Linked DNA regions of Homo sapiens: region 1 is linked to region 2. A link is an interaction called in ENCODE POLR2A ChIA-PET data of the cell type or tissue named here. Cell type or tissue: Caco-2. All regions are shown on one strand. Links, peaks and the distances in the headings refer to the core of each region. The heading gives the core; the rest is flanking DNA.

What was found. ChIA-PET counts read pairs that join two places held together with the same protein. Peaks named below come from ENCODE experiments on the same cell type or tissue, not always from the same donor. Only the 100,000 strongest peaks of a DNase experiment are listed, where the experiment ranks them.
Region 1: POLR2A ChIA-PET joins it to region 2 with 17 read pairs; 7 of 35 experiments call an interaction of 5 or more read pairs at or near these places.

The regions. Positions count from the first base shown.
Region 1 is chr5:69,405,790-69,414,128 of GRCh38, reverse strand. It overlaps RAD17 (RAD17 checkpoint clamp loader component), which reads right to left. Exons shown (of 19, transcript NM_133338.3): 18 at 3,579-3,636; 19 at 1-98. Among named protein-coding and RNA genes, the nearest start is that of MARVELD2, 5.2 kb to the left of the region's middle. In Caco-2, for the core only: no CTCF peak of the experiment used is centred there; no DNase peak of the experiment used is centred there.
Region 2 is chr5:69,514,452-69,522,790 of GRCh38, reverse strand. All of the region lies in intron 4 of OCLN (occludin), which reads right to left. Among named protein-coding and RNA genes, the nearest start is that of SNORD13B-1, 21 kb to the left of the region's middle. RefSeq lists an enhancer at 4,799-5,680. In Caco-2, for the core only: no CTCF peak of the experiment used is centred there; a DNase peak (open chromatin) is centred at 4,858.

The DNA.
Region 1 (8,339 bases), core at 173-8,172, 110 kb after region 2:
ATTCCTCTGCAGAATGTCCTCCATTAAGCTGGGCTTCATCTCCGCTGTCAGGGTCTATCATTCCATGTTCCCTGTCAGTCAGGGCTTCCATTTTCAATCTGTCAGATTCACAGTGCAGGCATTAATAAGAACCAAAGGAGAAGATTTTTAAATTACACCATGAGTGTGATGATTATGAAGCCATCTTTCATTTACCTACATTGTGCTGTTTAGCTAGTCCCTTTAACTATAAAAACAAAACTACAAGGTAAATGACAAACTGAATAAGTTCCTACAACTTAAAATACAAAAAGGAGCTGAACACGATGGCTCATGCCTGTACTATCTGCACTGTGGGAGGCCAAGGCAGGCAGATCACTTGAGGCCAGGAGTTCAAGACCAGCCTGGCCAACATGGCAAAAACCCATCTCTATTGAAAATAGAAAAATTAGCCAGGCGTGGTGGCACGCATCTGTAATCCCAGCTACTCAGGAGGCTGAGGCAGGAGAATTGTTTGAACCCAGGAGGCAGAAGCTGCAGTGAGCCAAGCTCGTGCCACTGAACTCCAGCCTGTACGACAGAGCAAGACTCTGTCTCCAAACAAAAAACAAACAAACAAAAAAACCAAACCAAACCACAACAACAAAAACACCTAAAAATAAAAAGAAATAATGTCTTCAGTAAAGAATTTTTCTTTTTTCTTTTTTTTCATTGAGACTGTCTTTCTCTATCGCCCAGGCAGGAGTGCAGTGGTGCAATCTCAGTTTACTGCAACCTCTGCCTCCCAGGTTCAAGCGATTCTCCTGCCTCAGCCTCCCAAGTAGCTGGGATTACAGGCACATGCCATCATGCCCAACTAATTTGTATTTTTAGTAGAGATGGGGTTTCACCATGTTGGCCAGGGTAATCTTGAACTCCCGAACTCAGGTGATCCATCTGCCTCCGCCTCCCAAAGTGCGGGGATTACAAGTGTGAGCCACCACACCCAGCCTTCAGTAAAGAATTTTTACAAATTAAAAAGGAAAAAATGAAATAGAAAAATGGGCACAAACATGGACAACTTATAAAACAAATACAAATGGTTCCTAAATTGTTAAATCTAATTTGTAATTTTAAAAATGAAAATTAACATAATGAGCTACTACTGTCATCTTTTTTTTTTTTTGAGACAGTCTTGCTCTGTCACCCAGGCTACAGGGCAGTAGCACGATCTTGGCTCACTGCAACCTCCACTTCAGGTTCAAGCGATTCTCCTGTCTCAGCCTCTGGAGTAGCAGGGATTACACGCGGGCACCACCACACCCAGCTAGTTTTTGTATTTTTAGCAGAGATAGGGTTTCACCATGTTGGCCAGGCTGGTCTCGAACTCCTGACCTTAGATGATCCACCCACCTCAGCCTCCCAAAGTGCTGGGATTACAAGCATGAGCCACTGCGCCTGGCCTATTACTGTCATCTTCTAAACTGGCAAAGATACTTTTAAAACCCAGTGGTGGCAAGGGTTAGGAGAAAAGAACATACTGATACACTGTAAGTGGATACAAAACTGGCAAAATATTCTTGCCAACAATTTGGCAATAAAGAGGAAAAGCCCCAAAAGGTATATACCTATTGATCCAGCAATTTCATTTGTAGGAATTCACCCTAAGTAAATAGTATTTGAAGTGCATGATGACTTATCTATAAGGCTGGGATAGTAAAAGCTGAAAAAAAGCTAAATGGGCAAAAATAACGTGTAGGTTGAATTACAGGAAATTAAACACCTATTAAATATTAAGTATTAATATTTAATACTAAATACTAAACATATGAACAATGGTTTTAAATATGGTCAACATAAATAAAAGATAGTACCAGTCATTGTAATATATAGCACTGAAAATACTGCCTCTCGTGGCCAGGCGTGGTGGCTCACGCCTGTAATCCCAGCACTTTGGGAGGCCGAAGTGGGCGGATCACGAGGTCAGGAGATCAAGACCATCCTGGCTAACACAGTGAAACCCTGTCTCTACTAAAAATACAAAAAATTAGCTGGGCGTGGTGGCGGGCGCCTGTAGTCCCAGCTACTCGGCAGGCTGAGGCAGGAGAATGGTGTGAGCCCAGAAGGTGGAGCTTGCAGTGAGCCGAGATCGTGCTACTGCACTCCAGCCTGGGCGATAAAGCTAGACTCCGTCTACAAAAAAAAAAGAAAAGAAAATACTGCCTCTCAAGTCACATCAAGTAGGTAGTTGAACCAATAATAAAATAGTGAAGATTCTCATTCAATTTAGCCTTGTGTAAATTGCAGCAACTCAATACATCTCAGGAGCAAAAATACAATAGAACATACTTGTCTTTATTTTGATGCCATAATCTTAGGGGGTTGGGGAGAGAAGCCATCAAAGAGACTTGGTCCTGCTTTCATTCAGAGGGATGTGAGAAGAAAAGCAGTGTTTATGAAATGTGTAAGCCCTGATCACATCCCAGTGGGACGATGCTTCAAGATCCATCCATCATGGTCTTTCTGCGATAGGAAAGATGGGCCCCACATAGCTAAGCCAGTATACAGAAAAAAACATTAACACTACAAAGGCCTTAATGAATCTTGGAGGGTAAAGAGGGGGAAAAAGCTCACATCACAGGAGTTTTCCATTTGGGACCAGAAATAGGAGAAAAGGTAGGAGGAGTCAGAGGTGCCATTTCTATCACTTACTTTTGTCCATGCATTCAGTAAGCAAGATTTTTTTAAATCTTTTTTTTGAGATGGAGTTTTGCTTTTGTTGCCCAGGCTGGGGTGCAATGGTGTGATCTTGGCTCACTGCAACCTCCACCTCCTGGGTTGAAGCGATTCTCCTGCCTCAGCCTCCTGAGTAGCTGGGATTACAGGCATGTGCCACCACACCCAGCTAAATTTTGTATTTTTAGTAGAGACACGGTTTCACCATGTTGTCCAGGCTGGTCTTGAACTCCTTATCTCAGGTGATCCACCTGCCTCGGGCTCCCAAAGTGCTGGGATTACAAGCATAAGCCACCACGCCCGGCCATTTTTAAAATCTTTAAACAATTCCTAAGTGCTTAATTCGATCTTACAAATAAGCTAAGTCAAACTGAAATATAAGTTTTGTGTTAATCACTGATAATGGCACAGAAGCTACTTTCCAATAAAATGAACAGTATATATATATATATATATATATATATATATAGACAGACATCTATTTTTTGCTTGTTTAAATTTTCTAAAATAAGAAAATATGAAGGACTCTTCTACTTTCTGAGGCAGTTCCTAGTCACTGCAGGTCTTCAAGCATAGGCTAAGAACATCTCTCAACAGGAAAGCTGGCAAGGGGTTTCTAGATTTGTTGAGTTGGAGGATTTTAAAGATTCCTCTGCCTTTGTGATTCCATGCTTCCATTTAATCTGGTATAGTCCATTGGGAGTGGGTGAAGATATGCTGTTATATTTAAGAAAAGGAAGGGTCTACAATACAATTATGTTTATAAATTACTAGGTACAGTATGTCTTTCTTGGATGTTACAGGTAACAGTTATTGATTCATACTGAACATATTCAGTAGACATTTCATTATCAGCTTTTTGGAAATTGAGATGATCAGCTTACCTTCCAAAGTGTCGCTTCAGAGGGAGCCTTCCAATATCTTGGATAAAAGAAATCTGAGCTGAAACAGATTTTTTAAAAGTTGTAAACAATTTTCCAAAGAAAATATACAAATGGCCAATAAGCACCTGAAAAGATGCTGAACATCACTAATCTTTAGAGAAATGCAAATCCAAGCCATAGTGAGATACCAATTCACATCTATTAGGATGACTGTTACAAAAAACCAGAAAACAAGAAGTGTGGGTAAGGATGTGGAGAAGCTGGAACCCTTGTGCATTGCTCATGGGAATGTAAAATGGTGTAGCTGCTGTGGAAAACAGTATAGTGCATCCTCAAAAAATTAAAAATGGAATTATTGTATGATCTAACAATTCCACTTCTGGGTATATACCCAAAATAATTAAAAACAGAGTCTCAAAAAGATATTTGTATGCCCATGTTCATATCAGCATCAACAATAATCAATGGGTGGAAGCAACCCAAGTGTCCATCAACAGATGAATGGATAACCAAATATGGTATATACATCTCATGGAATATTACTCAGCTTTAAAAAGGACACATGCTCCAACACAAATGAACTGCGATGACATCATTCTAAGTGCAACTAGTCACAAAAGAACAAATATTGTATGATTCCACCTATATGAAGTATTTAGAGTCATAAATTCATAGAGACAGAAAGTAGAATGGTGGCTGCCAGGGGGAAGGGAAAATGGGGAATTAATGCTAATAGTTATAGAATTTCAGTTTTGCAAGAAGCAAAAGTTTCGGAAACTGGTTGCAGAACAAGGTGGATATACTTAACACTACTGCACTGTAGAATTCAAAATGGTTAAGATGATAAACTTTATGCTTTGTATACTTTATCACAATTAAAAATGCAAAAAGAAAAAGAATGACATAGTAAACTTTCAGGATGACAGCATAAGCTCTTGTGTACCCACTCCCAAAGATAAGCAAAATCGGTGAAAACTTTTAAAAATCAATCATTTGAAGTCTCTGGAAATTGTCCTAATAGCATACAGCAAATGAGAAAAGATCTATTCAAGAAAACCAAACAGGAAGAATCTGAGGCATCTGAGCCACTATCTCCTCCCTCCCATTCCCAACCCTGAGCTGAGAGGGCTCAGCTTGATGAACATTTCATTCCAGGTGGGTACAGCCAAGAACAAAGGACTCCTTCCTACTGGAGTGCAGCAGGGTGTTTGGGGCTTCCTTTCCCCACCTGGCCCTACTCATAGGATAAGAGGTTCTAACCCAAAGGCACTGTCCCCTGTCCCAGCTGCAGTCTCCCTTACCCCAGCTTGTTACATAGCAGAGGGTCCACACTGGGAGAGGCAAGCCAAAATAATCAGAGGCTACCTCTGCAGCTGGGCACCCACCCAGAATAAGTGGCTTAGAGATTTTGCCCAGAGGAGAGGCAGTCCGTAGGAAAAAGCTCCGAAGCCTTCCCCAAAGGAACTCACTTTATTTGAAACATAGTGTGGGGAAGTTCAAGCCTAAAGGGCACCCTGGAAACCAGCTCCTCTTAAATAAGAACAAGCTAAACATAAGCCAACTAGTTCATAAGAAACCAGGGAAAGAGACAACTAAGAAGGGCCCTCCTGGTTTCAGAACAACCCTCAGAAACTGGCTTGAAAGCCTACACCTGCCCAAATTAAACTGGATCAGCCTGTGGAGAAATTTTTGTCCTAGAGCACTGCTGAAAACAGAGCAATTAGATAGTAATTAGGGAGTAGTCAGGCACAGTGGCTCACGTCTGTAATCCCAGCACTTTGGGAGGCCAAGGTGGGTGGATCACTTGAGGTCAGGAGTTCAAGACCAACCTGGCTAACATGGTGAAACGCCATCTCTACTAAAAATAGAAAAATTAGCTGGGGATGGTGGCACATGCCTGTAGTCCCAGCTACTCAGGAGGCTGAAGCATAAGAATTGCTTGAGCCCAGGAGGCGGAGGTTGCAGTCAGCCATCGTACCACTGCACTCCAGTCTGGGTGACAGAGCGAGACTCTTTCCTCAAAAAAAAAAAAAAAAAAAAAAAAGTAATTAGGGTAGCCAACAGTGTGATAACAAAGGAAGCAAAGAGCTATACAGACATATCAGGGAAAGAGACAAAGTGAGCTCTGCTAAAACCACCATCATCCCAAGTAAACTGTGGGCACAGCCAAGGATGAGCTCTCTGAAGAGGGAGGAAGGCTTCATGTTGCAAAAGACAGACTTCATTACATGAGTTTAGCCAAGTCACTAAACAAATAAACAAGCACACAACAATAAAAACAAGCCCCAGAGGAGGAGAATCAATATTCTCCAAAATTGCTACAATATATTCCCTAAAACATCTAGTTTTCAACAAAAAATTATGACTGTAAAGAAACAGGAAAGTGTGACCTACACACAAGAAAAAGGTGGGTAAAAGAAACTGCCTTTGCGAGGGCTCACACATTAAATTTAACAGAAAAAGACTTCAGATAAACCATTATAAATATTTTCAAAGTAGAAAAGGAAATCATGCTCAAAGTAGTAAACAAAGCTGTAATGACAATGTCTCATGAAAAAGAGCATCAACAAAAAGACAAAAATTATAAAAAGAACCAAATGAAAATTCTGCAGTCAAAAGGTACAATAACTAAAATGAAAAATTCACTAAAGGGGCTCAACAGTAGATTTGAACCAGAAGTATCATCAAACTTGGACATAGGCCAGGCGTGGTAGCTCATGCTTGTAATCCCAGCACTTTGGGAGGCCGAGGCAGGCAGATCACCTGAGGTCAGGAGTTCAAGGCCAGCCTGGCCAACATGGCGAAACCCCGCCGGGCATAGCGGCACATGCCTGTATTCCCAGCTACTCAGGGGGTTGAGGCAGGAGAATTGCTTGAACTCAGGAGGTGGAGATTGCAGTGAGCTGAGATGGTGCTACCGCACTCCAGCCTGGACAACAGAGGGCGACTCTGTCTCCAAAAAAAAAAAAAAAAAAAAAAAAAAAAAAACTTGGACATAGATTGACATATAGAAGACAGAAGAAATATAAACAAAATCTCAGAAAAATGTGGAACACTTTCAAGTGAACATACCCTAATGAAAGACTAGAAGGACAGAAAGCAGCAGAAAAATATTTAAAGAAATAATGGCTGAAAATGACATAGTAAATAAAAGCGGAAGAAACAGTATAAAAATTGATAAGAAAAACCAAAACATCTTACTTTTACTAATTTTTATGAACCTTTTAAAGTTTGCACATCTAACACTATGAGGACCTTTGGATACTTAACCTGTTAAAAATTCTACTACACAGGCCGAAGCAGGCGGATCACCTGAGGTTAGGAGTTTGAGACCAGACTGGCCAACATAGTAAAACCCCATCTTTACTAAAAATACAAAAATTAGCTGGGTGTGGTGGTATGCGCCTGTAATTCAAGCTACTCAGGAGGCTGAGGTAGGAGAATCGCTTGAACCTGGGAATTGGAGGTTGCAGTGAGCCAAGATGGTGCCACTGCACTGCAGCCTGGGAGATACAGCAAGACTCCATCTCAAAAAAAAAAAAAAAAAAAAATCTACTACAAACAGAGTTATTTTAATTAACAAACAAAATTGTATATATTTACTGTGGGCAACATATTGTTTTAATATATATATAGTAGAATGACTATAGCTAATTAACATATATATTACCTCACAGAGTTATTATTTTTGTGGCAAAGACACTTTACATTCACTCTCAGCATTTTTCAAGAATACAATATATTGGTTCGGTGTGGTAGCTCACACCTGTAGTCCCAGCACTTTGGGAGGCTGAGGTGGGAGGATTGCTTGAACCCAGGAGTTCAAGACCAGCCTGTGCAACATGGCAAAACCCCATCCTTACAAAAAAAAAATACAAAAATTAGCCAAGTGTGGTGGTGCGCACCTGTGGTTACCAGCTACTCAGTAGGCTGAGGTAGGAGGATCACTTGGGCCAAGGAGGTTTAGGCTGCAGTGAGCCGTGATCATACCACCACAATCCAGCTTGGGTGACAAGAGTGATACTCTGACTCAAAAAAAGAAACAAAACCACACACACACACAAAATACTATTAATTATAGTCACCATGTTGTAAAATAGAATTCTTGAATTTATTCCTCCTACATAACAAAATTTTGTATTCTTTGATCAACAACTCCCCTACCACCCAAGCCCATGGTAATCCCATTCTGTGCTCTACTATTATGAGATCAACTTTTTTAGCTCCTATATAAGTGAGAATATGCAATATTTGTCTTTCTGTGCCTGGCTTATTTCATTTCAAATAAGGTCTTCCAGGTTCATCCATGTTACTGCAAATGACAAGATTTTGTTCTTTTTTATGGCTGAATAGTATTCCACTGTGTATATATACCATGTTTTCCTCATCCAATGGACAATTAGACTGACGCTATATCTTGGTTATTGTGAATAATGCTGCAATAAAACTGGGAGGGAGGGCAGATATCTCTTCAACATACTGACTTCATATTCTTTTTTTTTTTTTTTTGAGATGGAGTCTGGCTCTGTCACCTAGGCTGGAGTGCAGCAACACAATCTCAGCTCACAGTAACCTCTACCTCCTGGATTCAAGCAATTCTCCTGCCTCAGACTCCACGGTAGCTGGGATTACAGGAGTACACCACCACATCTGGCTAATTTTTTATATTTTTGGTAGAGACGGGGTTTCACCATGTTTGCCAGGCTGGTCTCAAACTCCTGGCCTCAAGTGATCCGCCTGCCTCGCCTCCCAAAGTGCTGG
Region 2 (8,339 bases), core at 196-8,195:
GCGCCATTGCACTCCAGCCTGGGCAACAGAGTGAGACCTTGCCTCAAGAAAAAAAAAAATAAAAGGGAAAACTGAGTGCCGTGGTATACAGAAATCCATCATACTATAATTGCAACTTTTCTGTAAATCTATTAATAAAACTATTCTAAAATGAAACATTTATCTTAAAAAACAAGGGGGGTGGTCCAGTGTATATCCTGGATGTTAAAAACAAAAACAAAAACACAAAAACTGGATTGGGTGCACGACACTTCTAAGTTTGCTAAAAATCACTGTAAATTTTTAATGGGTGATGACAATGTATGGTATATAAATTGTACCTCAATAAAGCTGTTTAAAAAAATATGTTTCTGGTGGTCTAAAGCTTCTGGTGATCTTAAAGGTCTAGGTTGGGCGAAAATAAAAACAAGAAATATGAGAGAGGAACATTACACCAATCAAGGATGTTAAAATGTACCAAGGACTGACATATGTTTAACTCAACCCTCTGCACACATTTAGTACACATGGGGTAAAAAAAATAAAACTTTAAAATACCAACGAAACTACAGGAGGGTATTATTTAAACCTTGAAGGGGGTGTAAAACTCTCTAGGAACAAAGATATGTAGAGGCCATAAAGAGACAGGAAATATAAGTACATAAAAAAATAAGAAGTCTGGGCATGGTGGCAAATGCCTACAATCCCAACACTTTGGGAGGCCAAGGCACAAGGATCACTTGAGGCCAGGAGTTCAAAACGAGCCTGGGTAACATAGTGAGACCCTCTCTCTTAAAACAAACAAAAAAACACTGTAGACAAAGATGAAAGACCACAATAATGTGGGAGAAGTTATCATCAATAAGACAAAATATTAATATCCATAATATAAAAAACTCTAGTCAGGAAAGAACGAACAATCACGGAAAACTAAGCCATGCTATGAAGATGTCAAGTGATGAAGAATAGGAAATAAGCATATGCTTAATCACCAAATTTTGAAAATGAAACTTTATTTTTACTTACTGGATTAACAAAAATTAATGACAGATAATAACCAGAACAGAAAAAAATGTTGGGAACTGAGCAATTTCATATACCATCAGGGTTAGTAGAATCTGCAGAGCTTTCAAAAACAATGCAACTTGGTAATCCCTTGTAAAATGCTTTTTTTCAAGAGATAGGGGTCTTGCTCTATTGCCTAAGCTGGAGTACAGTGACACAACCATAGCTCACTGCAGCCTCAACTCTTGAGCTCAAGAGATCCTTCTGTCTCATCCTCCCGAGTAGCTGGGACTAGAGTCGAGCTACCATGCCCAGCTAACCTAGTAAAATTTTAAGTGTGCACACTCAATGACTAGTTCTAGAAATTTATCTTACACAAACACTAGCAAGAGTGCATAAAGACATGTGAGAGAATGTTCACTGCAGCGTTATCTGTAATAGTAAACAACTGAACACAATTAAAATGTCCATAAATAGGAGAATGAATCATCGTATACTCATACTATGAAATACCACCCAGCTGCCAAGAGCAATTAGGTCTATGTGCTGACAGACTTGGAAAGATGTTCACAAAACAAAGTTTTTAAAAAAGCAAACTGCATACAACGTGTACATTATGATCCTATTTTTGGTTTTAAAATAACACCAATTTTTGGGTTTAAAATAAATTGGCTAGGCACGGTGGCTCATGCCTGTAATCCCAGCACTTTGGGAGGCCGACGCGGGTGGATCGCCTGAGGTCAGGAGTTCGACCAACGTGGTGAAACCCCATCTCTACTAAAAGTACAAAAATTAGCTAGACGTGGTGGCATGTGCCTGTAATCCCAGCTACTCAGGAGGCTGAGGCAGGAGAATCACTTGAATCCAGGAAGTGGAGATTGTAGTGAGCTGAGATTGCGCCATTGCACTCCAGCCTGGGTGACAGAGCGAGACTCCATCTCAAAACAAAAATCCCACCAAATTATTAAAAGTAACAACATTACATTATTTACCATGTGCAAGGTATTATACTAAGTATTTTACAAATATTAACAAGTTTGAGGCTGCAGTGAGCTATGACTGTACCACTGCACTCCAACACGGGTGACAGAGCTACACCCTGTCTCTAAATAAATAATAACAAAAGTAAAAAAAAAAATTTAAGGGAGTATGAGCATACTTCCAATTTAGAATAAGAAATAGGAAAGGAAAAAGATGATTAAAGAAAGTACCCCAGGCCAGGCATGGTGGCTCACGCCTGTAATCCCAGCACTTTGGGAGGCAGAGGATCACGTAGTCAGAAGTTTGAGGCCAGCCTGGCCAAGATGGTGAAACCCCGTCTCTACTAAAAATACAAAAATTAGCCGGGCACAGTGGCAGGCGCCTGTAATCCCAGCTACTTGGGAGGCTGAGGCAGGAGAATCGCTTGAACCCAGGAGACAGAGGTTGCAGTGAGCCGAGATAGTGCCACTGCGCTCCAGCCTGGGCAACAGAGCAAGACTCCATCTCAAAAAAAAAAAAAAAGTACCCCATAGTGGTAACTTAAGTTGACATAATTTTCTTTATACAGGCCAGGCATGGTGGCTGACGCCTATAATCCTAGCACTTTGGGAGGCCGAGGCAGGCAGATCACCTGAGGTCAGAAGTTTGAGACCAGCCTGGCCAACATGACAAAACCCCATCTCTACTAAACATACAAAAAGTAGCTGCACATGGTGGCAGGCACCTGTAATCCCAGATACTCGGAAGGCTGAGGCAGGAGAATCACTTGAACCTGGAAGCGGGAGGCTGCAATGAGCTGAGATCGTGCCATCGCACTCCAGCCTGGCAACAGAGCGAGACTGTCTCAAAAACAAACAAACAAACAAAAATTACTTTATACAGTTGGCCCTTGAACAACCAGGTTTGAACTGCATGGGTCCACATATACGTGGATTTTTTTCAACTAAACATAGATGGAAAACAGTATTGGCGGAATGCAAAACCCAGGTATCCAGAGGGCCAATTTTTCATACACATGGGTTCCACCGACTACAGGACTTGAATATGCATGGATTTGGGTATACATGGGGGTCCCGGAACCAACCACCTGAGTATACCAAGGAATGACTGCACTTCACTGTATTTTCCAAATCATCCATACTTAACCAAATAAAATATTTAATTAAAAAAATCAGATCTGAAATTTGAGGGCAGAACAAAACAAAGACCTGCAAAGTTTAATTAAACAAATCTTAAAACATTTAAAATACAAACTGGTATCCATCTGAGTGACTATAAAAGACCAGGTTAAAAACCAAGCAGCGTGCAAACATGAGCTGTTTATTTTACAAGGAACAAGATATCCAGAAAAAGGAAGGGGGAAAAAAAGCCCTAAGAAGGGCAGAGAAACCACTGTGTTGAGCCAACAGGGACAGGGAATTATAAAACTCTAAATTTTCTCACAGATTATACAAAAGGGATAAAACTTGTTTTAAACACTGAAGGCACAGCTTTTGACTACCCTCTGCTCTGAGAGGTGGGAGGGCAGGAGGCGTGTTATAATCCTGAAGATGCTAAAAATCCAAGAAGGAAGTCAGTAAGATTTAGTAACATAATAAAATTCTAGACCGACCCCAATCTGTAGGGAGGGATTAAACTAATATTGAGTAGCTAATTGTTACTGTAGTACTTTTTTGTTTTGCTTTTTTGAGACAGGGTCTCACTCTGTCACCCAGGCTGGAGTGCAGTGGCGAGATCATGCCTCACTGCAGCCTTGACCTCCCAGGCTCCAGCAATCCTCCCACTTCAGCTTCCCAAGCAGCTGGGACTACAGGCACCTGTGCCCACGTCCGGCTAATTTTTTAAATTTTTTGTAGAGATAGGGTCTTGCCTTCTTGCCCCAGATGGTCTTAAACTCCTGGGCTCAAGTGATCCTCCTTGGCCTCGCAAGTACTGGGATTACAGACATGAGTTTTTCTTTTCCCCCCGAATCAGCCATTATTAGCTATATGGGGAGTAACCTGTCTCAGCTCTTTGCAATCAATCAAACCCAAATTTTAATTCTCCTTTAGTGCAAGTAGTTAATTCTAGATTCTCATCCACTATTTTAAGTAGAGATTGTTTTGATATTAATTTCTCATGACCAAAAGGAAGAAAACTCCCTAATCTACTCCACTGTGAACAGTTTAGATGCAGGATGACACAATTCCACAGCGATGGCCACATTATCAGGGTGAAACTAATCAGGCAGAAATGAGAGTAACAGGCTACATCTGCCTGTTCCATCAATTAAGGAAATAATGAGAACGTGGTATTGAATTCCGCGACATGAACTTGGGCAGGTGAGGGGAGAATAGAAAGAAAGGCAAAATATCTGTGGTTAAACCACCTCCAAATAATTTATTTTAAATAGGCTTTCTGAGGCATTTCAGTTCAAAAAACTGAAGGGCAGAGGAAAAGAAATGAGGAATTTGCCTCTGGTTAAGAATCACATAAAACATTAGTTTGGGCAAAATCATATATCTGCTATTCAACAGACAATTCTTTTACATACAATGAAAATACTTGTTACTAGAGAGAAACAATGAAGTCCACATGCAACAACCCACAGGCTATCAAATTTCCAGAGGTTCAAGGAGGAATTTTATTAAAATAATACCTTCTTAAAAGCTAAGTAGTTCTTTCACCTTAATCATCATCACCTCCATAAGTTACAACAGCTATCTTTTGCCAAATTATCAAAAGCAACTAGAACTGATTAAACCTTCATGACAGTAAAATCAGATGAGAGGCCAAAGTTCACTGGGACTCTAATATTACTGGCATTGGTCTCCCTTGAGTCGGGTTTGTTGTTTTTAAGCCTCTTGAAACCTTAAGTAAACAAATCTAACTGCCAACGAAAACTAACACACCCAGAAACTCTCAGCGAAACATTTACTTCATAGCTCATAATATAGACCTGTCCTATTCCAGCTACAAGTGGCCTTGCCTGGAGGTAAATGTCGAAAGAAAACACTTCCTAACACCTTCACACTTTAAAGTGAGGGAAAAAAAAAACAGGGCTTCAAGTCAAGGGCAGGGACATAAGAACTATCGTCTCAGTGGTGAATACATACCACAGCCTTCCTGGCTTTCCTAAGACTGCTTCATTTTTGCTCCTTAATTAACCAGAAAAAAATTTCATCTATCTTCCTAGATTTCCTTAAAAATCAGACTTACAGAATGTTAGAGCTAAGCCTTCAAGATATTGTCTTGCCTATAATCCCAGCACTTTGGGAGGCCAAGGCAGGCAGATCACTTGAGGTCAGGAGTTCGAGACCAGCCTGGCCAACGTGGTGAAACCCCATCTCTCCTAAAAATACAAAAAAATTAGTCAGGCATGGTGGTATGCACCTATAGTCCTAGCTACTCGGGAGGCCAAGGCAGGAGAATCTCTTGAACCCGGGAGGCGGAGGTTGCAGTGAGCCAATATTGCACCACTGTACTCCAGCCTGAACGACAGAGCCAGAAGCCGTCTCAAAAAAAAAAAAAATATATATATATATATATATTAATGTCTTTACCCCAGACCTGACTAGCAGCAGCCAGCATCCATCTTTAGCCACCCCACTCCCAGTGGCCAAAATAAACCTTCCTGGGAACCTGTGGCCATACCTTCATGACAATAAATCAATCTGCTCAAAGAACCCTGTGATGTCAGTTTCTGAGGTAGCTTCTAACAGGACCCTAACAGGATTTCTTAGAAAAAGTTTCACTCCAAACATCTTTTCATTTTTATTTTTTTCCGAGACAGGGTCTCACTCTGCCATCCAGGCAAGAGTGCCAGTGGCAGAATAACAGCTCACTGCAGCTTCAACCTCCCATGCTCCAGTGATTCTATCACCTCAGCCTCCTGAGTAGCTGGGACTACAGGCATACATCATCATGCCCAGCTAATTTTTTTTTTATTTTTTGTAGAGACAGGGTCCCATTATGTTGCCTAGGTTGTTCTCAAACTCCTGGACTCAAGTGATCCTTCCACCTTGGCCTCCCTAAGTGCTGGGATTCCAAGTGTGAGCCACCACACCTGGCCTCTAAAAAGCTCTAAAAACAGTTTACTAACACTCATTTGGGAGGCATCTTTAAAGAGGAACTTTCCAGGCTTTCAGCAAATCACATCATATAGGAAGCTTGGTAAGATTAATAGTATATATTTTTAAAAGGAAATTTTTCTAATCTGTCTTTGCCTCACTGAAGTATTTCATAATGTTAACTCAGAATTAGTCACTGTGGTTTGTCATGCTGTTATCTATGTCAAAAGTTTTGCCCTCTCCCTCTCCCCCCTCTCCCTCTCCCCACGGTCTCCCTCTCCCTCTCTTTCCACGGTCTCCCACTGATGCCGAGCCGAAGCTGGACTGTACTGCTGCCATCTCGGCTCACTGCAGCCTCCCTGCCTGATTCTCCTGCCTCAGCCTGCCGAGTGCCTGCGATTGCAGGCGCGCGCCACCACGCCTGACTGGTTTTCTTATTTTTTTGGTGGAGACGGGGTTTCGCTGTGTTGGCCGGGCTGGTCTCCAGCTCCGAACTGCGACTGATCCGCCAGCCTCGGCCTCCCAAGGTGCCGGGATTGCAGACGGAGTCTGGTTCACTCAGTGCTCAATGGTGCCCAGGCTGGAGTGCAGTGGCGTGATCTCGGCTCGCTACAACCTCCACCTCCCAGCCGCCTGCCTTGGCCTCCCAAAGTGCCAAGATTGCAGCCTCTGCCCGGCCGCCACCCCGTCTGGGAAGTGAGGAGCGTCTCTGCCTGGCCGCCCATCGTCTGGGACGTGAGGAGCCCCTCTGCCTGGCTACCCAGTCTGGAAAGTGAGGAGCGTCTCTGCCCGGCCGCCATCCCATCTAGGAAGTGAGGAGCGCCTCTTCCCGGCCCCCATGCCATCTAGGAAGTGAGGAGCGTCTCTGCCCGGCCGCCCATCGTCTAAGATGTGGGGAGCGCCTCTGCCCCGCCACCCCGTCTGGGATGTGAGGAGCGCCTCTACCCAGCCGCGACCCCGTCTGGGAGGTGAGGAGCGTCTCTGCCCAGCCGCCCCGTCTGAGAAGTGAGGAGACCCTCCGCCTGGCAACCGCCCCATATGAGAAGTGAGGAGCCCCTCCGCCCGGCAGCCACTCTGTCTGGGAAGTGAGGAGCGTCTCTGCCCGGCAGCTACCCCATCCGGGAGGGAGGTGGGGGGGTCAGCCCCCCGCCCGGCCAGCCGCCCCGTCCGGGAGGGAGGTGGGGGGGTCAGCCCCCCGCCCGGCCAGCCGCCCCGTCCGGGAGGGAGGTGGGGGGGGGTCAGCCCCCCGCCCGGCCAGCCGCCCCGTCCGGGAGGTGAGGGGCGCCTCTGCCCGGCCGCCCCTACTGGGAAGTGAGGAGCCCCTCTGCCCGGCCAGCCGCCCCGTCTGGGAGGGAGGTAGGGGGGTCAGCCCCCTGCCCGGCCAGCCGCCCTGTCTGGGAGGTGAGGGGCCCCTCTGCCCGGCCGCCCCTACTGGGAAGTGAGGAGCCCCTCTGCCCGGCCAGCCGCCCCATCCGGGAAGGAGGTGGGGGGGTCAGCCCCCCGCCCGGCCAGCCGCCCCATCCGGGAGGTTAGGGGCGCCTCTGCCCGGCCGCCCCTACTGGGAAGTGAGGAGCCCCTCTGCCCGGCCAGCCGCCCCGTCCGGGAGGGAGGTGGGGGGGTCAGCCCCCCGCCCGGCCAGCCGCCCGGTCCAGGAGGTGAGGGGCGCCTCTGCCCGGCCGCCCCTACTGGGAAGTGAGGAGCCCCTCTGCCCAGCCACCACCCCGTCTGGGAGGTGTACCCAACAGCTCATTGAGAAAGGGCCATGATGACAATGGCGGTTTTGTGGAATAGAAAGGGGGGAAAGGCGGGGAAAGGATTGAGAAATCGGATGGTTGCCATGTCTGTGTAGAAAGTGGTAGACACGGGAGACTTTTCATTTTGTTCTGTACTAAGAAAAATTCTTCTGCCTTGTGATCCTGTTGATCGGTGACCCTACCCCCAACCCTGTGCTCTCTGAAACATGTGCTGTGTCCACTCAGGGTTAAATGGATTAAGAGTGGTGCAAGATGTGCTTTGTTAAACAGATGCTTGAAGGCAGTATGCTCGTTAAGAGTCATCACCACTCCCTAATCTCAAGTACCCAGGGACACAAACACTGCAGAAGGCCGCAGGGTCCTCTGCATAGGAAAACCAGAGACCTTTGTTCACTTGTTTATCTGCTGACCCTCCCTCCACTATTGTCCTATGACCCTGCCAAATCCCCCTCTGTGAGAAACACCCAAGAATGATCAATAAAAAAAAAAAAAAGTTTAAAAGGCCTGCCACCTGCTATTCCAAAAACACTCTTGCCAATCTTGACCCACGAGAGCACCTTTGGCAATGGTT